2 separate regions of the Homo sapiens genome follow, and region 2 is linked to region 1. Evidence: read pairs that join two places in POLR2A ChIA-PET (ENCODE). Cell type or tissue: PC-9. All regions are shown on one strand.

Region 1 (2,500 bases):
TCCACCAGGAAGAGAGGTACCACGTTTCTGAGTTCTTTTATGAGCACTCGCTATGTAATTTGCAAGGCCCAGTGCGAAGTGAAAACGCAGGCCCCTTGTTCAAAAATTGTTAAGAATTTCAAGACATCAACAGCAGAGCATTAAATCAGGCTTAGGGCCCTTCTGAACTCCTGGGCTCTGGGCATACCCATGACACCAGACCTGGCAGTCTTGGTTGGTGCTGCATTGATTTTGTTGTATTAATTTAATTGGCACTGCCATCTCTTTTGCCCCTGTATCGCAGTGTTTCCTGTGGTGAGGACCCCAAATAATAAAATACTGTGACCTCAATCAGTTTAAAGAGAATGCAAAATTACACTGCAGCAAATTTTTACAGCATACATTTTTTAGACTTTCAAAAAAAAAATTCACACGGGAATCTTTTCTACATCATTATAGTAATTAAACACGGTGGCCTTTCACCATATACATATTTTCCTGTAAATATGACAACCTGGAACTAGTAACTGCTACTATCCACAATGCTTTTAAGTTAGCCAAGAGTGAGACTTCCACAACAAAATTATGACATAATCTCTCATGTCCTTATAAAAATAGCCAAACATACCCTAAATGGCTTACTGTGAAAATTTGAGTAGTAACTTCTTAATATTGAAAAACATTATTTTCATGGAAATATTGTCCTTCTACTAAGTGTTTTATGTTAACATCATAAGGCAAACTGTAGCATTTATTGGTACCTGGAGACCGTGATTTTAAAAACTCAGAAGCTGAGTTTTAGACCCTTTTATTTAGAACCTGTTAGTGTACAAAGTGCATTAAAATATCCATTATCCAGTTACCCAAAATGTATGTAAAAATTACTGAGACAACCCTTTCAGTTTACTCAGAGAAGGCAAACACACATTGCTTTTATATTGTAATAAAAAGAAAAACCTATAAGGTTTCCAGAGAAAGATTGTTTTTTTTCCATTGAGGCGTCCATCTTTTAGATGTGAAATTGTCTTAGGTATCTATCAAAATATTCATCTGGGTATAAATAATATAGTAAATATATAGAATCTATCTGTTAAGAAAAAGGAGAGTGTCTGCTAGGGAAGAGGATGGAAGGACCCAGGAAGCTGGCTTGGCCTCCCTTGAAATCCAGATTTGCAATCACATGACCTTTGGCCACGTGATGCTGAAACAATGAGTTCATTGACTTATTTCAGGGAGGCAGTTGGTTGATTTGGTTAAAAACAAAATAACTAAAAACAATGTCTAAATCCACTAGTCTGCTCAGTCAAAATGGCTGACCCAGTATCCCAGGTAAATATTTTAGCAATTGAAACCATTTATAGAGGTCATGCCCTTCATCAAACTAGAACCAATGCCAGAGTTCTGGGCCAAGAACTGCTCAAGAAAGCCTTAATTCATGGACCATTCCAACGCATCAGATTGGCATGCAAAGAATCCCAGCTGACATTTTATAAGCAGGTTCCTGAATAACGAGTTTGAATTTTTTTTTTTTTTTTTTGGTCTTACAACTCTATTGTAAACTATACTAGACTATAGAGGGACTTCTACATCTTTCAAGATGTGTTTAATAAAGGTCTGTTTATAATAACTTTTGAGGCATGAATCTAGCAAATAGTACTTTATACAATGTCCCTTGTCATTACCAACTCATAAATATTAAGTGTTTTTCAGTGACTTATGTTTGGATGTGGTAGTGCTGATCAGGGCCATGTGCTGATGTCCTGGAGAGCAAAATCAATCCAAAGTGGTGCTGCTATTTGTGACAGAACATGTTTATTTACTCAGCCCCGGAGACAAAAGGAAAATTGATATGGGGGAGCGGGAAATAGGAGAACTATTAAATGTAGTGAAGAAATTTCACAGGTCTAAAGGAACTATTAAAAGGAAGGATAAAGTAGATTCTATACTATAAAACAGAATCCTACCTCTGATAAAAGACAAATCAGCCTGAATTTTTGAATAATCAATAGGATTCAAAATGACTATTTTCAATTGCAATCTCATTCTTAATGTTCTTCCAGAACCCTTAACCCTGAGAGAAGCAGGGCAAAATGTGGCCAAAGGATTCAGAACCTTTCTTTCCAACATTATCCCATCAGCTATGAGAAGGTAAAGATTTAGCCACGGCAAGGTCCGAGGTCCAAAATCAACTCTTTTCATTCTCTGTCTTGCTCTCCATTTTAGTTGATCTGATACAACTTTTTGACATCACAATTAAAACACTTCAAATTAAACCAGAGTAAGAAAGCCTGTTTCCTCCCCTACTAGGTTCAAACACATCCTGTTATGCACCATCGAGGTGAGAAGACCTACCATGGGATCATCATGGGATATCAGGTAAGAAGATGAGTAACATACAAAACTACAAAAGTTTTTGTTTTTTTGTAAGCCCACAGATTGTGATGAAATGAAGGTTGTAAATAGCTGATAAACTTATGGGCCTCTTAATGTGCAAAACCAAGTAATTCCTAAAAGTTGTAAT
Region 2 (2,500 bases), 53 kb before region 1:
AGGATCAGAGGTCCCTGAGGCTGCCTTGTACCCCTGCAGGAGGTAGAGGACGCACTCAACACTCTCCTGAAAAGGAGGAGAACAAACTCACGACTGTTCTTTCCTCCGTTCATGCCAAAGTCTTTCCTCTGTGCCCGGGCTCCCCTCATATACAGACAGCTAGTAAGTGATGAGTCAGGGTCACAGAGTCAATTTCAAGTCACTTAGCAAATCTTTCATGGAGAGTCTAGTGTCATCTATTGTCTTTAGCTTTGGGTCCCAGCCAAAGTTCCAGACAGGGAAATTCCCATACAACAGCTGGTGAAAGTAAATTCACTCCAGTCGCTGTATGCTTAGGAGAACTTTGGCGCATAGATAAGTGACTGGCACAGGTTCACTCAACTAGTAAGGGGAGAGCTGATGATCTAAACCCCTGACTCCAAGGCTGGGCTCTTCCCCTTCCAAAACTTATCTTACAGACAATTTCTTCCAATCTTTCTGATTGCTTCAAAGAAGCAAACGAAGCCAGAGTTAAAACTGAAGTTACTTGATTTTCAGCTAAGTAACTTTGCCATTACACCACCTTTCTACTTTTTGTGGAGCAGAAGATCGAGCAACTCTACAGCAATCAGATAAATAAGAGGGAAATTTTAAAATTCAATCACTTAGGAAAATTCTGCCTTTTACATATTTTCTGCATTGAGAAACCAGGGCTAAATTGACAGGAAAAAACATTCGCTGTATGAAAGAAGCAAGTCTCCTAACAGAATATGTTAAATGAACCCAGCTTTGTTTTAAAAATATACTCACATGCATATAAAAGTGCCTGGAATAGTACATCATGTGTTACCAGTTCTCGTTGGTTTCTAGGAGGTAGTTTATAAGCTTTTCTATATTTTGACCTATTTCGTGTTCTTCCATAGTGTTGGAGGTTTATTCTAATGCTCGTGATTTTTATAATATGGAATAAGGCACATATTTATTTTGACAAAATATAGAAAGGAAAGCTATTTGGTTTTAGCTTTTGTTCCTATCAATTTTCCATTATGCGTAATTTCAGTGTCAATTTATAAAAGGAGAGCAATAACCAGCCTTCAGAATTTTGGTAAGTCCTCCTCTTACCTGGAATCTATAGAAAAAGACAACTGTGAATTTGATGAAATATGATTTTCAGGGAAATGGATGATTTCAGAAAAAATGATTTACCAGAAACAAACAAACAAGCAGCAACAACAAGAAAACACAACACTTCAGAGAGAGAAGATCCTTGGTGTGTTTAGGTAATTTAGTGTTTGTGTTGATTCTGTGATTGGCAGCGGTTTAGGATTAGAATCTTCTATGTATAAAATGAAGCAGGCAGAAGAGTGACCTGCCTTCACCTTTGATCTGCAGAGGTCAAGGTTTAGACTAGGAGGTTTGTTGATTCTCCTGCAGCATTTATTTCTTGGTTTCCTGATGGCCAGTTTGAAAACCACGAACTCAGCCACAAACCCACAAACTCAATTCAAAGTGCCATACTGAATGCTTTTAGGTGATCATTCAGCTTGGTCACTATAATCCCGAGATGGGTGAATGCACCTCCTCCACAAAGCTGCTACTGCTAGCACTCAACCTCCCATCCAAATAGGAAGTGGTTTCCCTTTCCTTTAGGATTCCTCTTCACACACGTGGCTATTTATTTGTGTGTCTTACCTCCCCTGTGATGTAAACTTGAGTTTAATGACTATGTGTTATTAATTATTGGATTCTCCAAATAGCACAGGATCTGGCATAAAACACACACTCAGTAGCCTTTCTTTAGCAATGTAGTTACTATTTTTCTGCCAGCCATGCAGGCACACAGTTTAGACGGTTGTATGGTTCCACAGGCTTGATTTGAAAAGCAGCACTCCCCTCCCCATCTCCCCACAGCTTGTTTTCTATTGCCCACAGGCCACTCCCCTAACTGACTATTTTGAAATCCATCTTCATGCTTCTAGGTAACATGCTTATATCACCACTTCCTCATTTTCCCCTTTGTGCATTATCCATCAGCTTCCCATTTTGAAGGTTGAGGATAGAGCTCTCTTCATGTCACCGCCTCACTGCCCCCACCACCCACACACGTACCTCCTGTCCTCCCATCCTCGAATATAGTCATTCTGTAACTACAGTCAGATCATCATTCAGACTGTATGATCGTGAGAAGGCAATGCTGTTGACAATCGAGCCCGCCCAACTGTTCTCTCTCTGGAGATGGAAATGGTCTTTTTGTTTTCCTAGTTGGCTTAGTTTTCTATGCACATATCAGATGTGTTCTCAAACACTACCCTGGCTACCTATCTCTCTTCTCATCATATTCAAACACATTGGGAGTTCTATCCATTTCATCTTCTTGGGAAAATGTCTCCCAAAGCTTCAGCCAGCTTTGTCCCTCCACCACCCTGATGTATCCCTTCCTCAATGTTGTTGTGATTTTCTCAGCCCCTGGCCCTGGATCTCCTATTTCCTCTCCTTCTTTCCCATTTACTCTTTGTTAGGT

The links. ChIA-PET counts read pairs that join two places held together with the same protein. Peaks named below come from ENCODE experiments on the same cell type or tissue, not always from the same donor. Only the 100,000 strongest peaks of a DNase experiment are listed, where the experiment ranks them.
Region 2: POLR2A ChIA-PET joins it to region 1 with 6 read pairs; 2 of 35 experiments call an interaction of 5 or more read pairs at or near these places.

Annotation. Positions count from the first base shown.
Region 1 is chrX:10,446,610-10,449,109 of GRCh38, forward strand. It overlaps MID1 (midline 1), which reads right to left. Exons shown (of 10, transcript NM_000381.4): 10 at 1-2,500. Among named protein-coding and RNA genes, the nearest start is that of MID1, 170 kb to the right of the region's middle. RefSeq lists an enhancer at 2,330-2,500. In PC-9, no CTCF peak of the experiment used is centred here; a DNase peak (open chromatin) is centred at 1,492.
Region 2 is chrX:10,393,856-10,396,355 of GRCh38, forward strand. No RefSeq gene overlaps it. Among named protein-coding and RNA genes, the nearest start is that of MID1, 230 kb to the right of the region's middle. In PC-9, no CTCF peak of the experiment used is centred here; no DNase peak of the experiment used is centred here.